Linked DNA regions of Homo sapiens: region 1 is linked to region 2. A link is a loop called in an ENCODE intact Hi-C map of the cell type or tissue named here. Cell type or tissue: endothelial cell of umbilical vein. All regions are shown on one strand. Each heading gives the region's core, and the rest is flanking DNA. Links, peaks and the distances in the headings are about the cores only. Region 1 overlaps ARHGAP24 (Rho GTPase activating protein 24). Region 2 overlaps ARHGAP24 (Rho GTPase activating protein 24).

Region 1 (17,031 bases), core at 5,540-10,539, 59 kb before region 2:
ACACATACACCCTCCCAAGTCTAAACCAGGAAGAAGTTGAATCCCTGAATAGACCAATAACAGGTTCTGAAATTAAGGCAATAATTAATAGCCTACCAACCAAAAAAAGTCCAGGACCAGATTGATTCACAGCCGAATTCTACCAGAGGTACAAAGAGAAGCTGGTACCATTTCTTCTGAAACTATTCCAATCAACAGAAAAAGAGAGAATCCTCCCTAACTCATTTTATGAGGCCAGCATCATCCTGATACCAAAGTCTGGCAGAGAAACAAGAAAAAAAGAGTATTTTAGACCAATATCCCCGATGAACATCGATGCAAAAATCCTCCATAAAATACTGGAAAACCGAATCCAGCAGCACATCAAAAAGCTTCTCCACCAAGATCAAGTGGGCTTCACCCCTGGGATGCAAGGATGGTTCAACATATGCAAATCAATAAACGTAATCCATCACATAAACAGAACCAAAGACAAAAACCACATGATTATCTCAATAGACGCAGAAAAGGCCTTCAATAAAATGCAACAGCCCTTCATGCTAAAAACTCTCAATGAACTAGGTATTGATGGAATGTATCTCAAAATAATGAGAGCTATTTATGACAAACTCACAGCCAATATCATACTGAATGGGCAAAAACTGGAAGCACTCCCTTTGAAAACTGGCATAAGACAGGGATGCCCTCTCTCACCACTCCTATTCAAAATAGTGTTGGAAGTTCTGGCCAGGGCAATCAGGCAAGATAAAGAAATAAAGGCTATTCGATTAGGAAAGGAGGAAGTCAAATTGTCCCTGTTTGCAGATAACATGATTGTATATTTAGAAAAACCCATCGTCTCAGCCCAAAATATCCTTAAGCTGATAAGCAACTTCAGCAAAGTCTCAGGATACAAAATCAATGTACAAAAATCACAAGCATTCTTATACACCAACAACAGACAAACAGAGAGCCAAATCAAGAGTGAACTCTCATTCACAATTGCTTCAAAGAGAATAAAAGACCTAGGAATCCAACTTACAAGGGATGTGAAGGACCTCTTCAAGGAGAACTACAAACCACTGCTCAAGGAAATAAAAGAGGATACAAACAAATGGAAGAACATTCCACGCTCATGGGTAGGAAGAATCAATATCGTGAAAATGGCCATACTGCCCAAGGTAATTTACAGATTCAATGCCATCCCCATCAAGCTACCAATGACTTTCTTCACAGAATTGGAAAAAACTACTTTAAAGTTCATATGGAACCAAAAAAGAGCCCGCATTTCCAAGACAGTCCTACGCAAAAAGAACAAAGCTGGAAACATCATGCTACCTGACTTCAAACTATACTACAAGGCTACAGTAACCAAAACAGCATGGTACTGGTACCAAAACAGAGATATAGACCAATGGAACAGAACAGAGGCCTCAGAAATAATACCACACATCTACAACCATCTGATCTTTGACAAAGCTGACAAAAACAAGAAATGGGGAAAAGATTCCCTATTTAATAAATGGCGTTGTGCAAACTGGCTAGCCATTATGTAGAAAGCTGAAACCGGATCTCTTCCTTGCACCTTATACAAAAATTAACTCAATATTGACCAACCCAAATGTCCAACGATAGACTGGATTAAGAAAATGTGGCACATATACACCATGGAATACTATGCAGCCATAAAAAAGAATGAGTTCATATCCTTTGTAATGACGTGGTCAAAGTTGGAAACCATCGTTCTGAGCAAACTATTGCAAGGACAGAAAACCAAACACTGCATGTTCTCACTCATAGGTGGGAATTGAACAATGAGAACACTTGGACACAGGGCGGGGAACATCACACACCAGGGCCTGTCATGGGGTAGGGGGATGGGAGAGGGATAGCATTAGGAGAAATACCTAATGTAAATGACGAGTTAATGGGTGCAGCAAACCAACATGGCACATGTATATATATGTAACAAACCTGCATGTTGTGCACATGTACCCTAGAACTTAAAGTATAATGAAAAATACTATTCATTTAAATCATGCATGTAAATATACAATTTGGCTACTTTGTATCTCATATTAACAAATGGGAGGCATTTTATTTGTTTCTGAATTTTGGTACAGAAATAGTACTGCCTCACTGTATAGATTGTGTGGTGAAAGGGGGAGAAAAGTTATAGAAAACAGATTAGATGACTATCTCTCCTATTTATTAACTGTGTAATCCTGCACAGTACATGCCTAGATTCCTTTATTATGGATTTTCTTCAACTGAAAAATGAGCATTGTTCATCTGCAGCACTGGGATGCATTACTGGATGAGATGAACAATGCTCATTTTTGGGGATGCTCATAACTTGGGGATGGGTGATTGTATTTGGAGGGCAGCATTACCCTCCAAATACCACCACTTCCTAATCTCTAATCTCTAATGCTGTGGGCAGATAATCATTTATTTGGCCAGTGACAACTATATGTGTGCCCTAATCTTTGACCTGACCTGCTCCCCACAGTTCTAGCCAAACTGATCACCTTGCAGTTCCTCAAATAGGACAGGTATAGTCCCACATCTAAACCTTGACGTTTTCAGTGTCTTCTGCCTAGAAAGCTCATCACACAGCAGCCTTCCTTAGGCCTTTGCTCCTTTGCTGAAAATTCACCTTCAAGAAGTCTGTCTTGACCATTTGCATAAAAGAACACTTTCCTCCACCCGTTCTTTTTTACATCCTTTATTCTGCTATATCTATCTTTATGACCCTTACTGCCTGGCATAGTTTATATTTACTTTATTAAGCATCATTAATACCTATATTATACCATTATTAAATATCTTCTGTGTCTAGCATGTAAGATTGTTGAGGGCACAGACTTTATCAGTTTAATACACTGCTGTATTCCTAGAACTCAGAATAGTATTATCACACAATGCAAATCAACAAATATTTGTTAAATGAATGAAAAAAAATGAATCAAGCAAAATTTCTAGTGGTTAAAAAAACCAAGTGACACTTTAAACCTTCTTATTAGAAATTCATTGCAGATCATCAAGTCAATGGTAGAATCTAGATATTGAAGTATTATTATAAAAATTTACTGATTTGAATTTGTGCATGTATTCCAGAAAGGTTTAGGAGAAATCTAATGTCCAGAAATTCCCAACATAATTCATAAAGCTCTATACCCTCACACTGTCCCCTTTTGTTTATAGAACCAGTTGGCACTCAAGATCTCTCAGAAGAACACATACATTTAGATTATTTTGGCTGAATTATACTCTAGTCTTTGTATGAGTTGAGTTATAAGCTGGCAGTAAAATTATTGTAAATTTTTCTCTGATATCTCACCCTGACACATAAATAATGAATAAGTCTAAAAGTGGTCCCATAACTGAAGGGTAACATACTATTTAACTATAAGTCAGAAAGCAAACTGTGTAAGTCTGTTTCCTTATTGCTTTTTCCCAGTTAAAAGGCTAGAAATCAATTTTTCTCAGATATTCATGGCATGGTGATGAAAACAGTATTGGAATCCTGACAAGTTATCTTTATCCAAGATAACAAGGTAGAGTGAAAGTTGGTTAATAACCACTATGCGATGTCTGAGAATGACCCCATCACCATTAGGTGAGAATTAATTGATTGTTTTATAGTTTTATCCAACAGAAATTTAAAGTGTTGACTTCAGAAGAACACTTCCCTAATCCTAATATTTGATAGTGGGTTATTTATGCTGTACTGTTTGACTTATTTTACTGCAATAGCAATAGGTAAGATATTAAAGTAGTATCTCTCAACAAAAAGTGTCAATAATAATAATAAAAAAAACCCTGAATTATGAAAGTAGACCACTGTTTCCAAGTCCCTTACCTCACAGAAAGCAGATTGGGGGTGGAGATAAAGTGATTGTGGGAAGGCAGCTTTTTTGTGCGTGTGGCTTTTAGACATGTAAGTAATAACCCCATGAAAATAACATAATAGGTGGAAAGATTTTTTAAAATTATATTTTTGAGGCTAGGCACTGTGGATCACTCCTGTAATCCTAGCACTTTGGGAGGCCGAGGCGGGCGGATCACCTGAGGTCAGGAGTTTGAGACCACCTGGCCAACATGGTGAAACCCCATCTGTGATAAAAATACAAAAATTAGTCAGGTTTGGTGGTGGGTGCCTGTAATCCCAGCTACTTGAGAGGCTGAGGCAGGAGAATCATTTGAACATGGGAGGCGGAAGTTGCAGTGAGCCGAGATCGCGCCATTGCACTCCAGCCTGGACAATAAGAGCAAAACTCTGTCTCAAAAGAAAAAAGAAAAAGAAAAAGAAAAAAAATTATATTCTTAAATTTAAACAACCTCTTAGCTAAATAAGCTTTTCTAATAACTTTGAATTGTTTTCTATTTAGATTAAAAAATGCATTCTAGTGTAATCCTCCCAATACCCACCAATGGTAGCTATGATTATTTTACTTTATTTTTAACTCTATTAACATAGGTGGGAGTTTCCAATCCATAATCAGAATATATTAGTAACTTCACTTACACAGTTGTGTTGATTACTTCTGCCTCTGTCAGGTAGGTAGTGATTAGGGGCACTGCTATGTCTTAAGTGTGCGTAAGCAAAAAGGGAAAGAACAGGGAATATAAAAGGCAGGGAAAAATCCTGGGAAGGCAAATACACATAGTGTATGTAAATTCTAAATTATGTTAACAAATACACACTAATGATTTATATTAATATATACATTAATGTACCTATAGTTTGGGAGTAAGACTTCAGTTAGGATGAGACACTGCTACTTACTAGCTATGTAACTTTGAACAAGCGCCTTAATCTCCATTGGCCTCAATTTTCCAATCTTTAAAATAGAACAGTAGTGACAACCTCTAGGACTATTGTAAGTAAAGACATACCACAAAGTTGTTTTTCAAATTTGTCTGCATAATAAAATTCTTGTATGTATAATACAATTTTTACACAGGTTGGGTAAAATCATAATTATGACTGAAAATTATCATGAGTAATAACGATAAATTTCCCGGGAAGATTAAAATACCTTCCTTTATTGTCCAGACACAATTCAATACTTTTGACTTGCAAAAGAAAGAAAAAACATATTGTCTATGGTAATGTGTACTATTGCTTCAAGGTTAAAGTTGAAGTGACACATCCTACAAAGTATTAAAAAATGCAGGGAGAAGTGATAACAGATTAGTATTTTCCAACCTCTCGGTCAATGATATCTCTCTGTTAAACTGGTGCCATGCACCATGACATTTTCAGAGATAACTGGCTATTGGTTCCAACCCTATTCCAATGTCCAATTTGTCATCCCCTATACACCTACATCTGCAATATCCCCATCTCCCCTAAGATTCACCATGGCTATCATCATTTCCATACACTATAATTGGACAACAAAATGAACTAAAACAACAATAAAACAACAGAATTATGAGATACAGCAACAATTTCATTATACCAATACAAATTTGCTTGACTTTGATCACCAAGCAAATTATTTAAAACTAAGTACAACTCCCATTGCAATTTATACGGGACACATCCAAATCATTATCAGAAAAGGTGCAAAGTGTTCATTATCTGCTCCTCCAGGTAAATACAAATACAAATCTCGATCATTTTTTAAGTTCCTAAGACACTGGGTTTATGTTGTGTGTATGCGTGTGTTTGTATGTATGTGTGAATTGTTACTAACAACTGCTAACTCTGTGGAATAGAAGACTAAAGGTATTTTTATTTAATTCTGTAATCCCAGAACATCATCACAAAGTGGCCTAAATTAACACTTTTGTTTAGGGGGAAAGTTTATGTATTCACTCAATAAATATTTACTAATAGCTTATAATATGTAGGCTACAGAGCTGTGTGCTAGAGATGCTGTAACGAACAGTTCAGCCAGGAACCTGGCCCTCCGCTAATGGATCCTATTGGAGACTCTATATCTCTTTAATCTCTGGTATCAGTGTTAGCTCATTGTGTTTTCTTCCTCCTAAATTCCTAAATCTAGTTTATAAAACTTCCCTAGCATATCATGATGTATAATAACAGTTTATTAACAATACTAATAAAGACATTGAATAATGTATTTCAGGGAGGAGTTTACCTTTTATTTATGTTATCTCATTTAATCTTTACATGAGGAAGCTAAATTAGAATCAATTGTTACATTTTCATAAGCAATTACAACTTTAAAAATATGTTATCAATTATGTTTTAGGGCTTTTTGTGTCACACATTCTACTTAATTATTCTGCACTTAATGAAATATAACTCAGTGATAAAATTTTATACATTTAGCTGTAAAGAAAACCCCATATAGTTCAACATATATTTTGTATCAATGTCAACATTTATAATATACTGTGGAAAGAATAACATAGTCAATGGTTTTAAATATTATATTACATAGTCTATGGCTTAAATTTCCAACATGTTTTCTAATTCTTGTTGATTTTTCTGTAAATAAATAGGTGGCTTAACTATCATAGTACTCTTTAGTTTGATGAAATTATATTTTTCCCATGGTAAAACATTTTAAAGAAATTTTTCCCTGTATTAATTAAGAAAATCACACACAAAATACGTTGATATGTTGATTCCTGACAATCAACATTTGGATAAGCAAACTTTCTATGAAATGTCTACTCATGAATTTATACAAATTCATATTTGTGATACATTATTTATATTATTTAATTAAATTTAAATTATTAAATTAAATTTGAAGTCCAAAATCATGAATTTATCAAATTTTTCCTATTATGAGTTGACTTTGCCTCTCCTGCTATTTGCGTCTTGAGTTTGGATAGTAGCTCTGCCACTTACCAGCTGCTTAATTTTTCCTTAACTGTAATTCACAGATAATGAAAGAACTTAGAGCTAGAATGCAGACCTCCCGACTCATGATCCAGTTTTCAATTATGCTAATCTATTTTTATGTTATTAGACATACAGAAACAATAAGAGAACTGTCCAACAATGTGGCATTTTAATGGTAGTATTAACCTAAATAGAAAATATTACTGTACCATCAATCTAATCTTTTAAAAACATAAAGGCAGTCATGAAAATTGAAAGGAAACTTGCATTTTCTACAAAATAATATGTAAAATAATAACTTATTATGAAATATTCAGTTTTTACTGCTAACTCCAACTGGTCATTGGAAAGTATCTGTAGCATTATCAATAGGAGTAAATAGTATGGCCTGACTGCCCTTTGAGTCAGAATCTCATTTACTACCGGTAGGTTCTTGGCTGGGTTAATTGACCTCGCTAAGTCTCAGTCTCCCATGTGTTCATCAGGGTTACTGATACCACCCCACCATCAAAGTGGGAGGATCAAATGAGACAACTTACACGATGCATTTGGCACAGAGTAGACGTTCAATAAACATGAGCTCCCTTCCTCTTCCCCTAGTGCCAGCTGGCTGGCAGACCACATTAAGCAGAAAAAAGGAAGCTATGTTCTCCTTTTTCCAGACAGCTGGTAATGCAGACATCACAGGCTTTCTACAAACAATGTTGACTAATTTTTGCCACAGCTGACGTGTGTATAATGTGCCCTGCCAGTTCTCTCAATAAGCCGAATTCATGACCACGGAATAATTAAGTTGTTTTCTTTATCGCTCCTCATTTTATGAGTCCAGATTGAGGTAAAGTGGCACTTTTGTAATGTTTTGTATATTTCATGGACCTGGAAGACTTCATTTATTGTCCTGTAATAACAACAATAAAAATGTTTTACACTGTTTATTTCTGACCACAGTACTATGATACACATAATACTGCTCCCTCCAATCTGTAGAAGCGACCACTAAGAAACAGGTAAAGTAACTTGTCCAGCATCACCCAGGCAGAAAGTGGCAGGTTAGGATTTGAATCCAGTGTTTTGACTCCTATGCCTGCACTCCAAATTCATAGAAATGATTGAGAGAGAGAGTAGGATTTGCATGTAAAGTGAACAAAGGCCTTAAACTCCCATCTACTACTTCCCATTCAGCCGGGGGGGCAAAGAATACATTACTGAACATCCAGATTGTATTAGCTATGCTGTATTTCAAAATAGAAACCCTGAAATTTCCTCTTGATAGGTAAATATTTATCCCCTTTTATATCACTCAAGTACAGTACATATAGTATACAAATTCAACAGGCAATAACTTCTTAATTATACCTAAAATATTCAACAGTTTGAGAGGCACATTTCTGCTATTTTGGTTCCTTTTACCTAAAGGGAAAAGGCCAAGTAGGGCTTGTGTGTGAATGCTTAGAACAGTGGCTGGTACAACCAGTGGCTGGTACATAAACTCTATTATTTATTATTGTTATTATTTAATTTTCAAAACTACTTACTGAATATACACTTCTCTGATGAATTTTATAGACCACCAAGGAGCATCCTGCTGATGCCTAGGTCTGTATAACTCTGCTGAACAAAATGTGCTCCATGAATGTGTTTTATATACAGGTGTACTTGAATGAGGCTGGAAACAGCAATTCTCACCATCATTTCAATCAAGCAAAATTGGATTTTATCTGCTTTATGAATATTGGACACCTTTGTACAAAGTCATTTGAAGAAAGATTCCACTAAAAACAAATGAAAATAAATAAACAAATGTGCAAAGCTACTGCTATAGTAAAATATAATGATAACAATAATCTCTAATACACATATTGGGCTTATTTAAGCCAGAAACTATTCTAAGTAATTCTCACTATTACACTATAAGTTAAGTTCTACAATTCCCATTTCATAGATGAGGAAATTGAAGCGATTAGATGACTTATCTAAGATAAGTTTAGAATGGAGTTGGAACTACAATCAACACAGTTTAGCTCCTGAATCTGGGCTCTTCAGCACTGTGCTCTGCTGGCTCTGGATAGTAAAGAAAGTTCCTCTTAACACATTTTATACAATTTTCAATCAGTATTCTTGAGCTCTGCACTTGAATGAGAATAATGAATGTACGCTTTCTCACTTCACAATATGACCTGAAAGCAATATGCCCAATAAGTAAACAAAATATAAATATAAAAAGAGATTCTGAAAAAGTACAAATGCAGCTAAATGGAAATAGCCTACTGAGCAGTTTTTCTGGATTCCATTTAAAACATAATAATAGGTAGGTCTAAAATGGAACTGAGGTAAGTAAAACAAAATAACTTTCTCTATGGTTTCTCTAACAGGTATTATGGTGCCTACTTCAATGTTTCCATTTATATGGTGTTTGTAACACTTTATTGACCAAATTCAAAAAGAAGAGACTAAATTCAAGTAAGATACCTAAAATGATCAGCAGTTTCACGTCTGATAAATTAGTAAGAGCTGTCTAATTGCATAATTGATATAGCTCTATCTGCTTATACCCTTTATCCATAGATGATCTCCTGTTGATCAGGTGGCAACTTTAACACAACTTAAGGTTGATTACCAACAAGCTGTGTCACAATACTAAATAAAGTTAATTAAATTTTGATTTATAGAGGCTGTATTTCAACAATGTTGATCCATCACAGGTAGAGTCTTTATCTCTAAAAGTATTCACACTTCATGGGCTTCCCTTTAAAATACAGAACCAAAGCTATGAGAGCCAATCCTGCTAACTAAGCAAAACCCTGGATCCACAGCAGTTATGAGGGACAGACAAATTATATGAAACAATTAATACGGAAGGAGACATGGCACGTGTAGAGTGGGACAGACCAGTCAAAATGCTGGGCTCGTAAGACCACATGGTTCATCAGACCTTCTGTGGCTCCTGGGCGCAGTGTGCACCCTGAAGCTTATCTCTTCTTCATAGCTGTTATTTAGACTAGCCCGGGGCTTAAAGGCAGGATGTAAAATGCAGTCCAGGAAAAATGATTCCTTATGTTCCTTAAGTAATTGTGAACTTGGCATAAGTTTTCTTAAGTAATTTTTAAATCAAAGTTTACTTAAGCTTATTCTATCACATGTCTTGTTATGTTTTGTTTTGTTCTGTTCTCTTCAACCAAATATAGACCATTGAGTTTCTTAAAAAAGGCACTTAAGGCTGGGCGTGGTGGCTCATGCCTGTAATCCCAGTACTTTGGGAGGGTGAGGTGGGTGGATCATGAGGTCAGGAGTTTGAGGCCAGCCTGACCAACAGGGTGAAACCCAGTCTCTACTAAAAATACAAAAAAAAAAAAAAAAAAAAAGTTAGCCAGGCATGGTGGCACAGGCCTGTAATCCCAGTGACTCAGGAGGCTGAGGCAGGAGAATCGCTTGAACCCGGGAGGCAGAGGTTGCAGTGAGCCAAGGTTGCGCCACTGCACTCCAGCCTGGGTGATAGAGCAAGACTCTGTCTCAAAAAAAAAAAAAAAAAAAAAAAAGAAAACAGAAAAAAGACACTTGGTAGTTTCTAAGTTAACTCCAGTAAAAAGCATTTGTGTTTCATTTGCTTAGTCAACAGAGTGAAATTATTTTATTCTTAAAAAATATTAGAATTCCTGTAATCCCAGCACTTTGGGAGGCTGAGGCGGGTGGATCACGAGGTCAGGAGATGGAGACCATCCTGGCCAACATAGTGAAATGCGGTCTCTACTAAAAATACAAAAACTGGCTGGGCGTGGTGGCACGTGCCTGTAGTCCCAGCTACTCGGGAGGCTGAGGCAGGAGAATCGCTTGAACCCAGGAGGCAGAGGTTGCAGTGAGCCGAGATCAGGCCACTGCCCTCCAGCCTGGCAACAGAGCGAGACTCTATCTCAAAAAAAGAAAAAAAAAGTTAGAATTATGACCAGACATATTCAGGTTTAAAGCTTTATCTGAACTGATAAAGAAGTTCTGTGTGAACATAAACAGTTATTAAGAATTCAAGTTTGGATGATCAGTGTTAATAAAAGATGAGAATAAGGAGCACTAGAAAGTCTCTATCCTCTGATATCCATATTTAAATCAGCATATACACTTTCTTTCAGAAACGTACTTTGGAGCAAGGGCTATGTTAAGCCGCACATACTTACAAATTACTCTTTTTAATGTTTAAAATAATTTATACAATTATTATTACTGAGTCTTCTCTGTTTTATTATGATTGCTGAAAGTAATGAGAATAGCTACCATTTTTAGTTCATTGTAATTGTTGTGTTTCCCCTTCCCTTTGGAATTAAGCAGGTGCCAAACATTTATTAGATGCCATCTAAGGTAATTAGTTGCTCATGAAAATGCCATGAACAATGCTCAGGTTGTGGCAACTGAGCTACGATTTTTGATAGAACTCAATATTGATCAGCATAATGACAACAAATAAAGGTGAGGGGCTCAGCGCAGCTGGAGGAAGAAATAAAGAGAGGAAGAGCAGAAAATTTCCAAGGTGGGCCCTCCATGCGAATGAAGAACAGAGCAGGTGTTTGGCAAAGTTAGCTTGGGGGAGGGAGGGATGGACTTAGTGGGGGAGGGAAGGTGTGAAAATAATTGTATTTTGTTTATGTCTTAAAGAAAACGTCCCTAAAATGTGTCACTTAAGGAAGGATACAGTTTCAGCAACAGAAGTGGGGGGCATATCTGCCATAATTGGCTATGCAATAAAAGAGATTTTAAAAACACATTTTGCAGTAGTTATTTTGGCCTTTTTCTTTGAGACAGAGTCTCGCTCTGTCGCCCAGGCTGGAGTGCAGTGGCGTGATCTCGGCTCACTGCCAGCTCCGCCTCCTGGGTTCACACCATTCTCCTGCCTCAGCCTCCCAAGTAGCTGGGACTACAGGCGCCCACCACCATGACTGGCTAATTGCTTTTGTATTTTTAGTAGAGATGGGGTTTCACTGTGTTAGCCAGGATGGTTTTGATCCCCTGACCTCGTGATCTGCCCACCTCAGCCTCCCAAAGTGCTGGGATTACAGGCGTGAGCCACCGTGCCCGGCTATTTTGGCCTTTTAAAGATATATTCAGAATGATTACATGTCTCTCTTGAGAGGCAGTATCCACAGTAGTCATGCTCACAGGCTGTGGAATCAGATTTGAATTCTGACCCTGCCACTAGTTGATGTCACGATTTAACCTGTGTCTCAACTTCCTCATCTGCACAATTTCCCATCTGTGGTTTATAGCATTGTTGTGAGAATTAAAAGTGTATAAGTAATGTAGATGCTTAGGAGAGTGGCTGGCACCTAGTAATAACACACGTTCGCTATTTTTTCCAGACATTATTTGAACCCAATAAAGAATGTTAACAGAAAGGACGATCAAGACAGTCAAATGATGCTGGGAGTACATTTTCAAAGTTTGGTTTTGTTTTACTACTTAGCATATAGATAAAGCCAGCAGAGCAGAAATACAATACCGATCGAGGAATCTAAACTATAGGACTCGAGAGAAGATGATAAAAATGTTAAAATTCTCTAATTATCAGTTACAAAGATTGATTCCCACGTAGGGAAATTTCCCTACAACATTGCCCGCAGCATGGCAGTTTTATTGGGATTGGAATACAGTCCATATGGTGTGCTTGCTGACACTGGAGTTTAGGGGAGTGGGCTCCTCCTGAGCATATTTTACTTCTGTGAATAATCACTTGTCATTTCAAGTCCCCACCCCCATGAGAACTGCAACCTCGGAGTCCTCTAGGGAAGCTGCATTTGTTCCCTTGCTATTATAAGCATTTGCCCAAGATGACTCCAGGACAAAGTTTAATTCCGCTGCTTGTTTTTTTTTGTTTTTCTCTTTCGATTTGTCTTCATGTAACATAGACTCCACAACCACAAATTCCAGCTGAATTACATCTTTAGGGACGTGCAAAGACCTTGGGGCAGGAGAGGCAGAAGTCAGTGAAGCAAGAGTTCACGACATTTTCAATCACTTAAAGAATGATGTTAGAAATTCAAGTACCTTTTCCCCATTACTGGGGAAAATGTTTTCCCTTGACAGGCCTTATTTCAGAATTAGATTGTATGACCCAGTTAGCTAGGCTGACTCAAATTATAGAGCAGGTTGGCAGAAAAGAAACAACTTACAGAATCAAAGCAAGTGTAGGAAAAAAGAATTTGAGCTATCTCTGCCTAATGATCTTCTGAGTTCACTCCTAAGGGATGCTCTACAGCAAGGGAATAAATAGTCATCAACACTTAACTCCTAAAACTTTCAGAGATAAATATTACCTTTAGGAATAAATATGTCACAGCTGGGCTAGAATGATGACCCCATACTTGCTATGTGCACATATTTAGGGAGTCCCTGCACATCAGCACAGTCCTTTTTCCCCCTCCTTTTTGGCATTTGAGAATTGGGCTTCTACTCTGTGAGTTGGAACAGCTCTTCTGAAACTTTAATGTACAAACAAAACATCTGGGGATCTAGGTTAAAATGCAGATTCTGATGCAGGAGGTCTAGAAGAGGCTTGAGACTCTGCATTTCTTACCAGCGCTGACAGGATACTGATGCTGCTAGTCACTGACCACACTTCGAATAGCATGGAGGTAATATAATACTGAGGCCAGTCCTGGACTCTGAATTTTCTTGGGTTCTCCCATTACTATTATTTCTTCTGAGCCAATGCTAGGGGTTGAATTATGTTCCTCAGGAAAGATATGTTGAAGTCCTAACCTCCAGTATCTCAGAATGTGGTCATATTTGGAAATAGGGTCTTTACAGGTCAAAGTGGTAGTCCCTAATCCAATATGACTGGTGTCCTCATAAAAAGGGGAAATAGGGACACAGTGATAGATATGCACAGAGGGAAGGTGATGTTGAGAAACATAGGAAGACAGGCATCTACAAGCTAAGAAACTCCTGAGTCTATCAGAAGGTAGGAGAAAGACCGAGAACAGACCTTCTGTAGTGTCTTCAGAGGCAGCATCAACCTGCTAACACCTTGATTTTACATTTATGGCTTCCAGAACTGTGAGGCAGGAAATTTTTGTTGTTTAAACCACCCATTTGTGAAACTTTGTTACAGCAGTTTTGAGAAAGTAATACAGGTACTGTTATCAAGGACATTTCCCTGACACTTCATTCTCCTACTCTGTGACACACACAGAAATGTTTGGTGTACCACAAAACTTAACACAACCTGAGGAATGTGAACACAACATCCCATACCCAGATAAGGTAACAACAAAAGATGGAGGTCATGTTTCTTAGGACCAAAGCTTGCATTGCTCCTACTGTCACTGCAGGTGTCAATAATGACATGCTGTCATAGATTGCCAGCACTGCCAAGTCTGAATTCCATAATTTATCCAAAACTGTTCTTACCTACAAATCACTATCTGGCCGCACCTGTAATCCCAGCACTTTGGGAGGCCAAGGCAGCTGGGCCACTTGAGCTCAGGTGTTCCAGACCAGTCTGGCCAACATGGTGAAACCCTGTCTCCACTAAAACTACAAAAATTAGCCGGGCATGGTGGCACGCACCTGTAATCCCAGCTGCTCGAGAGGCTGAGGCAGGAGAATCTCTTGAACCCGGGAGGCGGAGGTTGCAGTGAGCTGAGATCATGCCACTGCACTCCTGCCCGGGCAACAGAGCAAGACTCCATCTCAAAAAACAAACAAACAAACAAAATACAAATCGTTATCACATTCTATCGCTTCACATCCTTTCCACCTCATTAGCAGCCGTACAAATTGCTTTCCTTTTTAGAACCATTTTTCTACAATGAAACAAACCGTGCTTTTTTTTTTTTTTTTGAGATGGAGTCTCACTCTGTCACCCAGGCTGGAGTGCAGTGGCGCGATCTCGGCCCACTGCAAGCTCCGCCTCCCGGGTTCACGTCATTCTCTTGCCTCAGCCTCCCAGCTGGGACTACAGACGCCCGCCACCACGCCTGGCTAATTTTTGTATTTTTAGTAGAGACGCGGGGTTTCACCGTGTTAGCTAGGATGGTCTCAATCTCCTGACCTCGTGATCCGCCCGCCTCAGCCTCCCAAAAGTGCTGGGATTACAGGCATAAGCCACCGCGCCCGGCCCAAAGTTTGCTTTTTTTTTTTTAAATTACATTGTGCGAGTTACTAGGTTTGCAATGAATACAAGAAGAGAAAAACAAGCCTGCATAGACTTACTTGAAAGGGTGTCGGCAAGAGTGAGGTATGCTAATCTCACTCACTAGCTAAGTGATGGGTCTTTCCAAATCAGACTGACAGCAAACATGATTCAAACACACTCCTCAGAAAAATGACAAGCTACTAACAAGGTATTTGCTTTCACTTCAAAAGAGTAAAATATATGCTTATGAGATCCATGAAAGCCAAGGAGTGAAGTTTTTTTATTCTGATACTTAGTCATTACACTTCTAAATATGGTTCAATCTACTTTTTATACTCTCAGTATTCTTTACTTGGGAACCACTCCCTTGGAGATATTTGAAAAGTGCAGGAGTGTTTGGGTTTTCACATAAATGGAGGAGTGATTGGCAATTAATGGGCAAGGCTTGGGGAAACAAAACATTCCATAGAGCAAAGGACTATAAATATTTGTCCCTTCCCAAATAGTAAAAGCAACTCTAGATTGAGGCCTTCATCCCATCCTGGCATTTCTTTAAGATTAATGGTCTTTTCAGTTTGGGCTCTCTGTTCACCCTTTGACTTCTTCCAGAAACCACGTGGACGTCACAGATCTTCTCTCCGTTTTGACAGGTGTGTCATTCCTCAGTATGTCCAAAGAACACTGGTTTCTCACTCTATCCTCCTTATGGGATGTTGTAACAGATACACTGGGTAATCAATAGAACTGTTCTTATTAGTTTTCTGTCTCATTTTCAGGGGCAAGTGGCGAGATGGGTGAAGTATTATAGATATATCTGACCAACAAAGTGTACTTGAGATAGGATGTCTTGGAGGTGTTTTAAAATATTCTTTTATGCAATTCTCTATTTTCCTTCATGATTACTGTTAGTGTCTCTTTCTTTTATTCATTCATTTATTTAACATAAAAAAGGACCTACTATGAGGAAGAAATTGTGTTAGGTCCTATGGAAGAAGGTCACAGATAATGATAATGAGGTCTTCATTCTGTGATGATCAAATTTATCCTATTGTATCTCCCATTAATTCTTTTTATTCTCTCTGATAACTTCCCCCAACTTTTTCTACCTCTTGATCTAGAAAAAATTCACTCCTCCACCAAAATAATAGTCCTATTTGCTAAAATATCTCCATTCACAGGTTAGCTTTTTGATTATTTCTTCTACTATAAACAAATACATACATACATATTTTCTCAGCTAAACTTCGTAATATGTGATTTATACTAATATTACATATGTGAAAACTGAGCTTCACAAAAGTTAAATAACCTTCCCAACTTGCTCATGGATTTCAAAGCAGATCCAGCTGATCCCAGTGCCTGTGTTCTTAACTAATGTAAAATATTTCTGATATTTAAAATCACTTTTGTGTGACTTCTAGTGAGCTTATAAATACCTTACTTGAAAGTTTCAGACACATTTGGCCTTCATTCTCAGCACCTTGACTAAATTGTTCATGACTGTTTTAGAAAACTGTTTGTACCTTCCAAGTTTCTACTAACACTAAATTTTAAAAGTTTAAAAACTTTTCTGGGTTTCTTAGCTAATACAAATCCAAAAGGCAGAAATTCCAAATATAACTGGGTAGTCCTTTGCAATTTTTCAAAGCCTTCAGGCTTTTGAAGTTCTGTAGATTTGCCTTAATCTGTTGCTAGAACACTGCACATGCTCTAAACAGCCTGCCAGTCTGAGAAACTTAGCGTGAATGACACAAGTGTTGTTGTTGTTTTTTTTTTCCCCAGGTCAGAGGATAGTGTGAAACAGTACGGGAGGTCATGGGAGGGGAGGAATCCCAGGATAAAGAAATTAACTAGAGGAACAGGAAGTAAAATAGAAAAAAAAATCCAGAGACCTAAAGAAAAACCTTTCCAATTGAAGCTGTCTCCTCCCCACCAAGCACGTACCTCTTGATAGATAGCTTTTTGAATCAGTTCAGTCTATTCCGATAGCAACTTCAAAGGGCCAGCACATAGCTGACAGTGTGTCATTCCATTGTCATATCAATGGAAGTCAGAGATCAGAAATCTGCAGATACCAGAGAGAGTGATGGTACTTTGAGGC
Region 2 (17,031 bases), core at 4,961-9,960:
GAGGAAAATCATATGTGAAACAGTCACACTAAACTTGGCTGAAAACAAAAGGCTATGACTACACTGCCTGGAAGAATGCTTATTCAATATTCCCTAGACTAGCATATTTCTCAGTAGAGACAAGAGCATATACTGTAGCCATGGAAAATCTGGAGAACTAAGCATTTGAAAATACCATTTATACTACATCAAACTTGAGCCCACTCAGGCAATGTAAATCTTTCCCATATGTGATGACTACTTGTTGTCCAGCTTCCAGTTCTAAAGAGACACTGTAAATATCCCAAATAGTCCTTTTTAACTCCTACCAAGAGTCTGTCTTTATGCTTGTGGTTGAAAGAACAGTTCTCTAATAAATGTGAAGGAGAGATTTTTTACTCTGGGAAGAGCAAAAGGATATAATCTTGTATTTCAGGTATAAATTGAAACCATTTTCATATCTCAGAATGAGTGTAAATTTCAATAAAAATAAGTTTCCCTTAAAATCTTAGAGACAATAAAACTAAAGACAGACAAATGATTGTTTTCAAGATTGATTGTATCTTGAATTATAAATTGGAACCTAAAATTCTCAATGTTTTGGTGCAAGATACAGTTATTGGAACCATTTTCAGAGCTTCAAATCAAGATATGGTGTGAAAAAGAATGATTTGTGTGCTACATGGGATGCAAGAGACAGTCCGAGAGGTATAATACAGCTAGTAAATTGTCAACTTCCCAAGGCATTTAGATGACTTAAAGCAGTGCTTTCCAAAGTGTGGTCCATGGACCACCTGTGCCATAATCACCTGGAGTTTTTGTTAAAATGCATATTCTGGGGCCCCATATCAGATTAGTTGAATCAGATACTTTGGGCATAGGGCCTAGAAATTTGCATTTTAAGTTCTTCAAGTGATTTCTGCACCTAATAAAAAAAATTGTAATGTACACAGCTTTATTGAGAGAAGAAAAGAGGAAAGGATATGTAAAGTCAGGGCATTGGAAGACAGTCCAGAAACGTAAGCAATGACTAATGAAACATTCTTACTTAGATCTTAAAGCAAGGAGATACAAAAATCCAATAGTCTTAGAAGACAAAATATCATACTGATGGTTGAGTAGGACTTCTCAAGAAGATTCTAGTATATCCTTAGCATTGTCTCTCGAGGAGAAGGCAATCATAATCTCCAGCAATAGTTTCTACAGTGAATGCACTGGAACGGTTGGCATCAACTTCTCCATTCCCCTAAGACCTTCTGGCAGTTTACCACGAATGTCAAAAGTCCAGAACAGGGTAGCCCTGAAGAATACCTGACATTCTCTATAGGTTTGCAATATAATACGCTTTTCTGTACTACCACTTGGCTCTCACTGCCAACTCAGTTTTTCTTCATACTCTGTAGCATCAGATGTTGGTTCTATTATAAGTTGAGTTTTTGCTTTTTTGGTGTCTCTGTTCCTATCTAATTCCCAGTGCTCGATGAGCCTGAATCTTTCTTGCCATTTCACTCTTAAGAAGAGTTTTATCCCTGAACTCCAGCCAACCTGCGGACTGATTCTCTCTTTAAAAAAAAAGAAAAAGAAAAAGTCTGCCTGATCTGTTTAGTATTGCCTTTTCTTTGATTCTCTGTAGAGTTTCTATGCCATTTATGGGCATGCATCTCTTTGAATCTTGATGTGTTCACCAACACAGGTGCTCTCCAAAATCCCATCTTTTTTTTTTTTTTTTTTAATGGAGGTTCCATTACATAGGCATGATTAAGTAAATTATTGACCAAGGGTAATTAACTCAGACTTCAGCCCCTCTCCTGCCTCTGGAGGTTGAGTGCTGGGACTGAAAGTTCCAACATTCTAATTGTGCCTTGGCCTTTCTGGAGACCAGACCCTATGCTGGAGCTATCTAGGGGCTCCAGCCACAAGTCATCTCATTAGCATACAAAAGACACTCTCATCACTCTAGAGATTCCATGGATTTTGAAAGCTGTGTCCCAGGAGAAAGGAACAAAGGCCAAATATGTATTTCTTATTATGCCACATCCTCGAGAAAACAGAAGTAATTTTCCTTTCTGTCCTTGATCTCAATGGAGCCCATATCTTAGAACGGGTGTTACTTTCTGGGAATCTTAGCTGTACTTTAAGAACTTGGGAAAAGATCACTCATTACCAGTATGGGCTCAGTTTATAAGGCACTTTCAGCCAAGCAACAATCCTTTTGAGTGATTTATGAAAATTTCTGCATTTGCTTTGTGTCACTTAAGATAACACTGGTAAGGAGTGGAAAGATAATAAATGTTTGTGATCCTTAGAGACCAGAATTTGTATGAAATATAAACTAAAATCTGAAGCTCTATTAAACCGTCTAAAGTGGAGATTCTCCTGTAAGATTACTTTATTATTCCCTAATCCTCTCACCTCTATGGTCAAGACCTAACCAGGTCAAATCCTACACTTCGTATTTCAAGCTTTGAAATCCCTCCAGCTTCAAAAAAATAAAGTATACTTTACACTTTCGATAAGATTATAAACCATTATTACCAACCAAAATTTTTAATAGCAAAATAGATAGCTAAAAATGATTGGTTTAAGTTTAAAATATAATTTGTGTAGAAGGAATAGATGTTAGTCTATAAAACCAGGTGTATAAGACATAACTTCCTTATTTTTTTATATTGCCAGGTGGCTGAAACTTAATTTTGATTAACTTACTTTCTTTATATCATCTGATGTCAGGAACAGAGAGAGTTACATGTCCTGGGTGGGGATGAGGGGGAATCTGGTCTGTGGTCATCATCTCCTGCGCACATAGGCATCTCTGATATACTGGCTTCCTCATCCCTGTGTGTTCCTAGGCTTAAGTCCACAGACCCTGTGGCTACGTTTGGGCTTCTCTGGATTTGTCTCTCTCACCACTCCTTCTCTTCCTTTCTTGGCTGCATTTAGGGCATGGGGTTAACCTGGGAGGCTGTTTTGGACACATCTTCTTAGACACCCATTTCTAATGACCTGGCACTATGCAGGGCACTAAAAAGTGATTCAAGTTTTGCAGCCTTCATGCACTTTACATGGGAAGTGATCTACAGGTTCCTTTGCTCTTAGATTTTCCCAGTGTGATCTGGGTTTTCAGTTCTGTCCCCCATGTACTCAGCTCAGGGAGTACCCAGCATGGTGTGGCAGAACTTGGAGCACTTAGGATCCTGCCACCCCTCAAGAACCTGATGTCTCTTTGTATCTCCTCTGATTCTGCCTTTGGCTCCATTACCATGAAAATTATTAATATCTGCATTATTTGCTCTTAGTGGTAGGGTAAAGAAATCTGTTTTATTTTGTTGTTGTCATTATAATTTAAAATTTGAACCCTGAGTCCTTATGGAGTTAGATTTTTTTGAAACTCAAAAGCTGTTACAAACAAAAAATCCAAAACACTTTTTTTTGAATTATCCCTTTTCTTAGGCAATATTTGTCACAAAATAAATGGGATTGGAGCAAAGCCAAATGCAAGGAGGTAGACCACGAGCTAACATCTCAAAATATCTCTCAAATGTCAGCATTGAGTCTAAGTCCCCATCATGTGAAGCACAACTGCTGAAACTCCAACAAATGGTGAAGAATCTAAGATAAACAAAGTTGAATGAGTCACCTGAATGGTCATCTGCTTTATTATGAAATCTGAGCAAATAAGAAATGAAATATATGGAGAGCAAAGGCCTGGAATATTTTACCAAAAGGGAAGAAAAGCAAGCTCATATCCTCTTGTTAGTGTCTTTTAACTTTCCAGTCACTTAATTAAATGTCCACTGCGACAGGCCGGGCAATCTGTCAGCACATTCTCACAGAGGATATGTCCACATTTGTAACAAGACCAGAGCAATACTGGACCCCAAAATTTGGGATTTGTGGGTGAAACACTGTGCTCAGACAAATATGTAAGACAAAGCCCCTGCCCTCAAAGAGCTTACAGTCCAGCTGAGCTTGAATGGACTGGTTAGTAAGAAGTCAAAATGTGAAGTGCTGAAAGTCACAGCAAAGTTTTGAAAGAGGAGGGATGAAGTAAAGTGATTCAGAAGTAATGATTCCAGAAAAACAAGAACTGGGAAAACTTCTCTGGGCTGAAAAACCACCTGCATGTGGCAAACCATACAAAGGTGAGAAAGTACAGAAATGCTGAAGCCAGCCATGTATATGAGAAAGTGGGCAGAGTTAGTGACAAGCCTGAGGGGAAGGAAGAAGGGAAGCATTCAACATTTACTCTAATTGGGTTTGTTGTCCCAAACAATTTCCCCCAATATCTCTGTGTGTGTGTGTTCATAAGAGATACAGTACTTCATATTATAAAACTGCCACAATATCATGTTAATACTTTTTGAAATGCATATCTCTGACACAAAGATTTGCTTTACTTCAGAGAATACTGTGGAGCATTGGGAGCTGCACTTTGGGGGCGATTCATAAATATTTTATTATTTTATTTGTTATGTATGCCACTAATTCCCATTTCAAGAGCTACAGAAGTTCAAAGTCAAGAAAACATTGTGTGGAAGGCTTCCCCTACTAAAAAGTAGCTCCTATGAATGAAAGAGGATGGATTTCTAAGATGTTATTCCTGCTGACAGCCAAAGATGAAGAGAGAAAGGAAGAGAAGCCTCAGGTTTATTTCTGCTGCAGGTTTGAGACTTTGCAATGGAATTAATACTCCAAGAAGTTGCCAGTATGGCTGCAGGTTCTTAATGAGGAAACACATTCTAGAGTTGCTATGTGATTATTGATAAGTTCTTAACTTAGTTTGGACAGTTTTGGTCATTAGAGAAATATGTGGGGGTTAATTACGAGATCATTAAGATCCCATCCAACTTCCCAATTGTATGACTTATGCAACTTCCATTTATAAGTAATTAGTTAATTAAGGAAATGAAATAGGCCATAGATGTTAAGAAAAAGCCTAAGTCCTTTTACAGAAATAAAAAAAAAAGGTAGTAGTGGTCTCTGAGAGAAGCATTAGAAGAAACACTAACAACAGCCTTCCAAAAACCCATACTGGGTATAAGAAATGATGGTCACTTTATCTTCCCAAAGTGACAAGGAGGTGTCACTCTGGAAAATTAATTTATGACTCTAGGGTAGCAGTTATAGCAAAATAATATTCCTGGCACATGTCTGAAGACCCTTAGTCATTACTTTGAAGTATTTCCACTTAAATTTGACAACGGCACTGATGGATTCTTAAATTGAAAGAAAGGACAGTATTCTGGCAAATGAGGCAGCCTGGTGTCAAAAAATGTGGGATAGGTTTCTGGCTACTCCAGTTGCTTGTTTTGTGACACTAAGAATAAATAAAGAAAACCACATATAAGCATTGAACAAAGGAAAGTGTTTATTTGCGTTATGTAGTTTGTAATTGTTAAAAAGAAAAAAAATCTGTTTTACTTTTCTTGCTGCTCTTTCTTAAAAAAACAAAACAAAACAAAATAACAACAACAACAACAAAAACAGAACAAGGAGATGATTTTATCTCAAAATAAAATATAATACTCACTTGCCTTTGTTTTACCACCACTTGCAATCGGGCCAAGACCATTGGTATTATCTGAATTTAACTTTACTGTAGACTTCTTCAAAACCCAAATTGAACTCAGAGAATAAAGCAGTCTCTTTAAGATAAATTTGATTCCATTTTTATAATGTCTAGTACAAACAGAACAAAATGTTTTCTTTTGAGTGCTGAATGAACAATATATGGGAAATGCTCAGAGCACTGTGGCTGGCACATAGAAGGTTTTGACATAGGTTATTCATTATTGACACCCTGAAACTGAGTAACACACAGGATGACACACGTGAATGCACCAAAGCTGGACCTCAAATTCTGAAATTCAACTTTACAGCCTCTGCTTCTGTCCATCTGCTAAGGACTCATTGAAAAGTTGGGGGGTATAATTATATCTATCTATATTTATGTGTCTATATCTAGATAGGAAAGCAGATAGAGAGATAGAGAGATAGATAGATAGATAGATAGATAGATAGATAGATAGATAGATAGATAGATAGAGATATATAATCATCTTCAAATTGCCAAATGTATAGAGGATAGACTGTAGTAGAAAAGGATTGGGGCGGGGACAGTAGGCTAACAAGAGGGAATTAAATTCTGAGCAAGAATGTGGCCATGGAAATAAAAAGGAAAAATGCCAAGGAAATGGTTGCTAAAATTCTAATTGGCACCTGGTTGTATAAAAAGTGATGGAGGAGATGAAAGATGGAAGGCTAGTTTGACTGAGGGAAAGACATGGAGTTTGAAGCACTGGAATACCATAGACAGCATTGAATAGGAGGCCCTGACCAGCAGGGCAACTGTCTGAGGTTGTGCAGGCTGAGCAGGGGCTGAAATCCAGCTCAGTTTGCTGCCAAGCTGAAGATCCTGATGCGAGCATTGTGCATCTGGAGGAAGGGGACGTTTGTTACAACTCGCACAAAGGGTGGAAGAGGCTTTGCTGATCAGATATCCACATTGAGCTTTAAGATGAAGCCATAGGCCTATATGAAATTTTCCAAGGAAGAAAGACTAAGAGAGAAAACAAAATAAACACAGACACTGAAACCAAGAAGGTGGGAAGAAAACAGGAGCCCTCTAACAAGAGGGAAGAAAAAAAAAAGCCTAGGAGAGGGGCAGAGCCATAGGCTATGCACTAGATCTCTACAAGATCTCTAATATCAAAAGACAGAACTATTTCAAGAAGAGCATGAGGGTAAACAGTATAGATGGCAGAAAGAACAGAAGGTGAAGACAGAGATAAAAAGCTGTTGAATTTAACTGTTAATTCAGCCATCATGAGCAACCTCTGAGAGGTCATTTCAATATTGTGGTAGAAATAATGCCAAAGTGCAAAGGGCAATCAACTCAGAGGGAGGCAAGGGAGAAGAAACAAAAAATATAAATTTTTCTTGGCACCAGGAAAAAAGAACATGGTTGAAAAGGCTGAAGATTTGTTTGTTTGTTTCATGTAGAAGAGGCCTGAACATCGTTGTGCAGTGAGGAAAAGCAAAGGTGCAAGTAAAAGGACATAATTTATGAAGCAAGTCCCGGTTCCATCTTCATAAATATTTTGTTTAAAAGTTCCATAAACACCAGTGGCCCAGGAAATGCTTTAGCAAATACTCATTAACAAAATGACAGCTATTTAAAAATGTTCCCATAGCTATCATATGTTTATCACTCCTTGAGAATAAAGTCTGGCATGGAATCGTGACTGTTTTCTTTAGTATGAGAACCCTTCCACTCCCTGGGGATTTTCAGAGAATGGGGTACATGATTGACCTCTTACTCAGACAGAAGGAAATTATGCTTTCACTTCCTGCCCCCTTATGTATTTGTCACTCAGTCATTACTTCTGGCTAGATACAGATATTAGACTGAAAGCTTGGAAGCCAAGGTTCTAGATCAGTGATATTTCAGGACTAGTTCTCCTACTCTTAAAAAAAAAAAAGTGATCAGGACTCACTAATTTCCAAGTCATTTCAGTTCTGAAATAATCAAATGAGCAAAGTCATATGTAAAAGAATGCTTATCCTAATTTTATTCACAGCAGAAGTCACTGAAACAATGTAGGTCCCCAACAATAGGAGCCATGTTCTATTATGTACAGTATAACCATAGAATGGAAGAATACACAACAGTAAAATTTTTTTTCAAAGTGTTCTGATTGATATAAAACAAATAATTTCCACAATACCTACAGCAAAAGAAACAAAACCAAAAAAGAAAAGGAGGGGGGTTATAGAATAACACTTGAGACCTTCTTGTCCTCCAATTCCACTTTCTGAATTATTATTGACTGTAGATACCCGATGCTTTTTCTTCTGGCAATTTACAGTTCCAAATTACTGTTTGCTAACAGTAATTTCAGAATTTATTAAATGGCTTTGCTTAATGAACTGTTCATGTTTTAGCATGATTCAGCAGTATACTAAGTAACAAATACTCCAATAATCAAATATGAAATAAAACATAGCAGTTTTAACATCATTTTATTTGTCGATGTCTTTTTAAATTAAGGTTTGAAAGTAATAGTCATTCAACAAACATTTATTTCATGATTAAGATGTATTAATACAAAAAGAACCTTGGATTCATATTACCTCTTCAACTGTCCAGAAGCTCCAATTTAATATGTTAAACAAAGGCCAATATGTAGGAACATACTTGAGTCAGTTTGAGTATCTTTTTTCCCTGGGAGATTGTAATTGAAAATGAACTAAATGTGGATTTTTCAAAGAACAAAGCATTTATCTCTTTCTCTGTTCAACAACTTCAGAAATCTCAATATCTTCTCTTCCCTGAACACAATCAAAAGCACTAAGCTTGACAGTTCCTTGGGAAACATAAATCTTGCTCACTGAATTCTAGTTTATAAGGGGCTGAATTCTGAGGCTTCTGGAGAATTCTCATAAGGTTGTACTAAGAAGCACCCTTATAAGGTGTTATCAGTGAATGCTAACATGCATTAATTCATTTAAATGGTTGTTTCCTTTTCCAGGTTTGAAAAGTATCTTTCTAAATCGAAGTCTTCCTAAGCGTGTATTCAAAATGACACTGACATTTCAGGAATTTTAAATTTAGGTCTTATGGTACAAAAGTTCTAAATTTAAAATACATATTCTTTAGTATGTCGAATTTCCTATTTAGGTATGAACACGAAAATTAAATTTCGATTAAAATGAAAGAGGAGTCAAGTGAGGAAAAGCTTTACTGAATTGACTTAACATAGCATATTTTCAGTTTAAAACAGCGGTGTTTCAATTGGAATAACATTTCATTTTAAAATAAGTCATGCCACCTAACTGAAGGTAGGAAGCAAAAATAAGCACAATTTCTAGACAATTGTTTTTTTTTTCTTTTTTTTTTCTTTTTTTTTTTTTTTGAGATAGAATCTCACTCTGTTGCCCATATTGGAGTGCAGTGGTGTGATCTCGGCTCACTGAAACCTCCGCCTACCAGGTTGCAGTGATGCTCCTACCTCAGCCTCCCGGGTAGCTGGGATTACAGACATGCGCCACCGTGCCTGGCTAATTTTTTTATTTTTTGTAGTAGAGATGGGGTTTCACCATGTTGGCCAGGCTGCCCTCGAACTCCTGACCTCAAGTGATTCGTCCGCCTTGGCCTCCCAAAGTGCTGGGATTACAGGTGTGAATCACCATGCCTGGCCTAGAGAATTGTTTTAGACAAAGTTAACAAACATATGCATATCCCAAATTCATTATTGCAGACAAAAGCCAGTCTCTAATTCATTGTTTCAAACAGAAAAGTTTGTCATATACACCATCTGATGCTTTAACACTTAGGAAAAATTTCTACAGTGACTAGGTGAAACTTGTATTTTTTTAAAAATTAAAGAAAAATGAGCTTCTAATACAAAAGTCTTCACAATGTGATTCCAAATAAAGTTAAATGATCAAGTATTTAGCCAAGGAATCTAATTAAAGTTGAAACATAGAATTGCCCTGGACTCAGCTTATAGCTTAATAAATGTATGTAATATATCCAGTTTTTTTCTTTTGTAGAGTGAGATTAATAAAAGTGACTACTATCATTTTCAAGATCTTTGAGAAATCAGTGATTCGTTTTGCTCTAAAATGCACAATATAAAAATATTAGAAGAAAACACATATTGTCATATATTGTGCTACTAATTCATTGTACATGGTTTATAAAATTGCTTTGTAGTGTTTTTCAGCTTAAAAGAACTTGTAAGTTAGAAAGCCATTCAAGAAATCAGAAAAATCACTGAGAAAATAAATCTTGCCTTATTCATTGTTTTCTTAAGCATAATCTCCACACAGAAGAATTGAATAAACCAGAAAATGAATATTTTTTTCCTTTTCTCTCTTTCCTACAAAGCATTATTATGCTGTTTCCCAGCTAGACATGCATGTGAACAGCGTGATTGTGAATGGGACTAAAATAAAACACTTAGTGCTTGATTAATATTAGGTATGCCTCTTGGGATTTGTTTAGTCACTGATTCCTTGACACACACCTCCAGTAACTTTATAAAAAGAACAAACCACACTTTCTGTATAAGATGCAGTAACACATTACTTATTCCAGAACTACTTCCATGGCAACCTCTACTACAGAACACAACTAAGAACTTGGACACAAGCCAAGTGTCTCCTGAGCACCCAAAATAGATGTCACTGTGTCTATGTCCTTTGGCACATGCACGTTTCTCATAAGAGAATCTCTTGGACCCTCAGATAAAGTTATTGCCTCTTATTCGTCCATAATTTTTTATAAACTTGTTCATTTTCTGGTGTTCTTGCTCCCAGCACAAAATAATCATGAAGAGGTTGTTGAGGTTGAAGGAAGTTATTAGAGATATGCAAACTGTCTACACCAGTAAGTAAAGAAGTCACTCTTCAATATGGAAGGTGGACACAGGAGGAAAAAAAAAGTCCTATAAAAATAATACAAGAATTAAAAAAAGGCTGGGCGCAGTGGCTCACGTTTGTAATCCCAGCACTTTGGGAGGCCGAGGTGGGTGGATCATGAGGTCAGCAGTTCAAGACCAGCGTGGCCAACATGGTGAAACCCCATCTCTACCAAAATTACAAAAATTAGCCAGGCATGGTGGCAGGCCCCTGTAATCCCAGCTACTCTGGAGGCTGAGGCAGGAGAATCACTTGAATCCAGGAGGTGGAGGTTGCAGTGAGCCAAGAGCGTGCCATTGCACTCCAGCCTGGGCGACAGAGCAAGACTCCATCTCAAAAAAATAAAACTAAAAAATAAAAAATAAACAGTGATTATGTGACCATTTGATCTAAGAATTAATAGCCTTATATACCATGCAATGTATTACTGCATTATAGAAAAATTCTATAATATGTATCCATGAGTAATACTGAGAAATTAAGGGAACATTAAATTGCATTTAGTCCCCTCCAGAGAGAGCTCAAAACATATAGTGGATCTCATGAAGAGAATGATCCACAAGTGGCTAAATTCTTTGAAAAGCTTTTCAAGTTTTCAGTGGTAAAAGTTTACTTTTTAAACTTCACTTTATGGAAAATTCACATATATTGAAACCCTTAATGTTCTCCATTGTTGTTTTATTGGCCAGCAGCAAATATTATATACCAGCTAGCCAGGGCCTCGGGGAAAGAGTGACACCTGGAATGCTAGGGTACACAGGGATTTTTTTCTGTGCCGCATTGGGCTATTCCCCTTCTGCTCTGGAAGACCCTCTATGGATCGGTGACTTGAAATCTTTTTGAAAATTTCACTCTTCTTAGAAATGTTCCTCCATTAAGGTGAATGAGCTTACACTAAGATAAGCTTCATTAAAAAAAGAAAAGTAGGCTTATTAGAATTTTTTTAAAAAATAATGAATAAAGAGAAGGAAGGATTAAAATTAACAGCTAAATATAGAAGCAAACTGGAGGCAAAAACCCCAATTCAAAATAACTGTGTTTCCCAGGTCAGATCTACCAAGCTGTGATGAGTTTAGTGAGCCTTGACTGAATCAGTTAAAGTGCCTAGACTGCCCTGCCCAGGTTCTCTTGTCTGATTGGCTCCATATTAGTTCTATATTTCAAGTTGAAGATTCATTAAGCTCCCCCTCCTGCCCAGTCAAGAACATTCTGTACATTTTGTAATGCTAAAGTATATTTATCTTTATCCAACACAAGCAATAAAACACAAAAACCACACATGACAAGATACAACAAAGAAACAAACCTAAACTAAGCTTTAAAATAAAACAACAGCAACAATCATCTGGTTCCTAAAAACACTAACAAAACAAAGCAAAATCCGAGTAGTTTCAAATATCAACAGCCAGAAAATAATACAGTTAAAAAGCTAAAATATTTTCAAGGGTATATTTTCTCTCAAAATAGAGGTGAAGAGGGAGGAAAAAAAGGTCAAATGACCACTAAATACTTGTCCCCAAAACAAATGAACCCTGAAGATTTAAATGAGTAAAAACAGTACCTTATAAGTCACTGGTCTGGTCTACGCACAGCTGTTCCCAGTGCCGACTCTTGTTTAACTGTCCACTGCCTTCAGTTTAAAGTTAATTCTTTTGGCAAAAAAGTACAGAGCTTGTCTGGAAAATGCTGTTTGGACACAAACCATTCCTTTCAAAGCGGTGGTAGCTATATTTAAGTTTTCTTGTAGAAGGGGATATAAACTCTTCCTGTAGCTAATTTTCTTTCTCCTCCTTCTCAGACTTAGTCAGTATCCTCCCATCCCATATATTGAAGAAAGAGACAGAGAGGGGAAAAAAAACCTACAAGGAAATATACCTTAAATAATGTAGTATTTGAGCATTTAGAAACAAAACAAAACAAAATAAGAAATAGGAATCATAGAAAGCTCATCAGGACCTTAAATATAATTTAGCCGGGTGAACCCATTTTGTAGATAAGGGAAGTGAAACCCAGAGAAAAATATGATTTGTATAAGGTCACTCACACGGCTAGTTAGTGCCACAGTTAACAAATAACCAGGTTTCACAACTCCTGCTTCAATGCTTTTTCCACTACACTAACATACCTGAGGGGAAATAGTTTGCCTTTTCCTCTATATCCTTGCATAATAAGCAAAGGAATTGGCAGGGAGCAGTAACACAATTAGGATGTGAGAACTGTCTCAGAGAAAACATTTCCTTTGGATTTAAAATCCTTAATATTGAAACTTTCCCTTTAATCTCCAATTTCTTTGTATATTAGGAAATAATCTTTTCCTTTGCTGATTGTCCAGAATATTTTTACAACTCAGGAGCTGCCATGTTTCAAGGGATGCTAACATTTATTAGTCCTTACAGAGTACTGCTTCAGTAAGGCATGGTGCTGTGACAGGTGGCAGAATAAGTGTTCTACCTAGTATCAGTGATACTACTCCACGGCTCTTAAACTAGACACACATTTGCTATTATCACAAATCCCCACTTTCAATCTATCAAGATTTTTTGAATACACACATTTGGTTTTGATTATTGTTGATTGTATAATTTGTTAAATAAAACAGAGAAGCAACATAACAATTTTCATTGGTGTCTTTCATGTATTTCCTATTTATTGGTGAATAAATTATGTTTTTCTAACTGAAAGAGTGATGTGCTTATTATAATAATTTTTAAAATTACCTTTTTGAAATGTATTCATTCATTCATTCACTTATTTAACAAATATTTATCGAACATTCATAAGATCTATCTCATCCCTCCCACGTGAAATAGTGTAACAGACAAGCAATAGCTTCCTTAGAAAAGTAGGGAATTTTCAAATAAAATCAAAGGGTTTGCATGGGAAGTAAGGTCAATTCTCTATGACTACTTCTGTATTCATTCTCACACTTCAAACATGTGTCCTTGATTTCTTTATATCCTATCGATTGGGTTGCTCCAATCTTAAAACATCCTGCCCAGATCAAGTAAACCAAAATATGAAGTGGCCCACACTGAAATCACTCTGGCCACTATTAATCTTTCCATTTGATCTGGCTCCTTAAATTTTAAAGCAAAATCTTCTTTACACTTTGCAATTCCAAGACACAATGAGAAATGCTCAGATCATTCAAGGCCTATTTTCAAACTGTTACCTATTCTTTAATTCAGAAATGCACTGTTTGGTTTTAATATTTCTCGTCTACTTTTAAGGCATCTACTCTTGCCCTGTTCTTTGGCAGGAAGCAGTATGCTTATGACCAAATAATTATAAAATGTAATTAATATTTAAAATGACAATTAGATTTTCTGGAACACATTTTCCAAAATGTTGAGAAATTAATGGGTATGATAGCACTTTTCTAATGCTGACAAATAAGCAACTGAGATTCAAAACAGAAATGTTGAGAAAGAAATTTTGGAAAACCATGGTTTTTGACACAATGACAGCATCTTATTTTCCTTTTATTCTCATTTGATTATGTCTGTTTGAGCCCTATGCAAAGGTTAAGCAACATTAATATGTCAAATGTGACAAGAGTTGGACACATTGATACATATTACTTGCATTTGCTAAAAATATTCTGTATTTTCCTTTTACTTCTTAAGCTTTACTTTCGATATTGACAGTTTTACCTTTAGTCCATTAGAAAGAGCAGGAAGGAAATATGAGTAAGACCTTGTAAGGTAATAGGCCTTGAGGAGACATAGAGTTTTACATGGAATGAGTCAAGGTGATTCAGAGGGTTAAATGGCTGCAGGAAGGAAGGAAAGAGTGAAGAGAAGTCACAGATTGTTTAGAACAGGAGTGGGCTGAGCCATAGACAATAGATTATGGGTATTGAATTCAAGAACCAAAGTCTCCTAAAATAGGCTAAACAAAGAAGGAACTAGCAATTTTGGTGACCAGTGAAAGCAATAGGAAATTGGCCTTCAAACCTACTTCAAAATCCATGGAATGGCTCATCTCTACCCATTGGAAGGGAAGCATGTGCTGTCAATATGTGATCCAATACAATCTAAAACGGCACAACATTTTTGCAACCATTTTTAAAACTGGTGTTCTGCTCTATTTAGGGTCCTGGGACACACTCCAGGTTGCCCTACTCTGGGAATGCTCTGAATTTCAGAATACTAGTGTAGTTTAGTGGGGAATACTCACTGTATTTTGAAGATTTGCCCTGTGGTGTTGAATTTCACTGATGGAAGAAATATTTCCAGCAGAGGTGAACTCCAGGGCAGGCTATATTAACACAGGCAAGGCAGTCGGAATTCTCTAACTCTTGATCTCCTCCTCTCAGTTTTCAGGTTTATAGTAACACTAGAAGAAGGCTTTTACTAAGAAATCCCAGAGAGCTCTTTGGTGATAGCAGTGAAGGGTAGTGACTGCATGAACAGCTACTAGATTCTAATATTCTATGCTTGGGGGCAGATTTCATGCATGGAAGTTTTTAACAGTTTTAAGAAACTGACACACATAAAAATCTCAAGCATCAACTCTCTTAAGCCAATTCCAGCACATACGTACACCTCTCACAGTTCATTCTCCTCAGAGAACCAGAATCATCATTCCCCTCCTTATACCCATGATTTCTCATCTTTCCCATCATTCCCCTGCTTCACTGTTGAACAATTTCCCATGATTACTCTCCTTCATTCCTTCCAGTGGTTTTCCATTATTCTCTTGCTTTGCATTGTCCAGTGATTTCCCATAATTCCCCTGCTTCAGCCCTACTACAATCTCCCATTGCCCTCAGTATAAATCCAAATGCCTAACCATGGCCTCCTATGTACTACATGATTTAGCTTCAGTTTATCTTTCCTACTGATATGGTTTGGCTGTGTCCCCAACCAAATCTCATCTTGAATTGTAGCTCCATAATTCCCAGGTGTTGTGGGAGGGACCCAGTGGGAGATAACTGAATCATGGGGACAGTTTCCCCCATACTGTTCTCATGGTAGTGAACAAGTCTCACGAGATCTGATGGTTTTATAAGGGGGAACCCCTTTCACTTGGTTCTCATTCTATCTTGCCTGCTGCCATGTAAGATGTGCCTTTAACCTTCCGTCATGATTGTGAGGCCTCCCTAGCCAATGGAACTGTGAGTCCATTAAACCTCTTTTTCTTTATAAATTACCCAGTCTCAGGTAAGTCTTTATCAGCAGCATGAAAATGGACTAATACACCTACCGAATTTCCTAACCTGCTATCACATCTGTGTGGGATGCTCCTCCCTCATATTTTCACAGAATGATCTTCTCATCATTCAGGATGATGCTACCAAATGCCACCTCCTCAGAAAGAAGATTTCCCGACCACTCTGGTTAAGCATCCTCCCACCCACATATACCCTCTATCCCATTTCCCCATTTTAATTTTCTTTCATAGCCCTTTCCATGTCTGAAATGATCTTTTGTTCTTCCTTACTTATTATCCATTTTAGTAGTCAGTTGAACCATGTTTGCTATGTCTCCTCTAGAATAAGTTTTATCAAATCAGAAAGATATCACGATATATAAATAAGATTAGAAACCTAAGATTTAGGCTTTTTGAACCACATTGCTCTTAGTGTTCAGAACAGTATCTAGTATAAAACAGGCATTTGACAAATATTTCTTTAATGAATTAATTATACTTTCTGCATGAGCTACTATTCTTCTGTCAACAAACATCTAACTTAAGTCCATAAACATGAAGGCAAAATCTAATCTACTTCTGCAATTGACTTAACACTGCAAATCTCCCCTTGGCTCCAGCAGCTAGGAATGACAGGAAATGAGGAAAGAGCCCCAGCTGGGCCCTAAGTAGTTGTATCTACATAAGATACCTGTAACCTTTCGAATTGTATTAACACAAAGGCCAGATAATATCTTGACTTGCCAGAATATCGTCTGTGGATATATGTACCTAACTAGATATGTGATTACATTTGCTAGAGGTCCTAAGAGCTTCCGGAAATCTCTTTCATTTCCTGAATGCTGCAGTAGTTTTTCTTATTGAAACAGCAGATAGCCTAGAGCTAATTCTATCCTTTCCAGGTGGTTTTAAGAAGTTGCCCTCACCTGCCAACTCTTGCGAGCAAAGGCTAAATCTTTGCATTTGCAACATATGTTTTCTAAATGAAAAGGAGGGAGACCAAATAATTTTGGAGAGGTGAGCTCAAAGATAATTAAATCTCCCATCCAAGCTCTGCTGCACACTCTTTCAGAGCCCTCCAGTGAGCTGTAAATTAGATTTCCTCTCCTGTCTCATGTCCTACTGCTTCCTAATTACCTGTTCTAGTGAGTCAGCCTCTCTGGGTCCTGGGACTCAAACATATTGTTGGATAATGTGACTGGCTCACTACACTTCAAGTACGGCCACATCAGAGAGGTGGCCATGTGACAGCAAGATAGGGAGAGGGTGATTCTTTGTTAGGAAGAGAATGGCTTTCCCTAAGTGCCATGACAGCCCTCCTTCCAGGACAACCAGGGAGAGGGAATTTCTTGCCTGAGCACTGGTGTCACTCAGAGGCAAATAACTTCATTCAAAGTCATTAAAACAAAAAGTGCTCTTTTCCTATTGTATTGACTATACATTAATCTACATATATAAGTGGCATTTATTTCA

What was found. A loop is a pair of places that touch in the nucleus more often than their neighbours do. Peaks named below come from ENCODE experiments on the same cell type or tissue, not always from the same donor. Only the 100,000 strongest peaks of a DNase experiment are listed, where the experiment ranks them.
Region 1: a loop joins it to region 2, with 7 times the contacts of the local background. A loop is called at or near these places in 3 of 110 quality-filtered maps.

Annotation. Positions count from the first base shown.
Region 1 is chr4:85,833,160-85,850,190 of GRCh38, reverse strand. All of the region lies in intron 3 of ARHGAP24 (Rho GTPase activating protein 24), which reads right to left. Among named protein-coding and RNA genes, the nearest start is that of MIR4451, 120 kb to the right of the region's middle. In endothelial cell of umbilical vein, for the core only: no CTCF peak of the experiment used is centred there; DNase peaks (open chromatin) are centred at 7,460 and 9,790; H3K27ac peaks cover 1,989 bases.
Region 2 is chr4:85,773,900-85,790,930 of GRCh38, reverse strand. All of the region lies in intron 3 of ARHGAP24 (Rho GTPase activating protein 24), which reads right to left. Among named protein-coding and RNA genes, the nearest start is that of MIR4451, 60 kb to the right of the region's middle. RefSeq lists enhancers at 1,762-2,263, 16,605-17,031. In endothelial cell of umbilical vein, for the core only: no CTCF peak of the experiment used is centred there; DNase peaks (open chromatin) are centred at 6,400, 7,260 and 8,250; H3K4me3 peaks cover 353 bases; H3K27ac peaks cover 4,837 bases.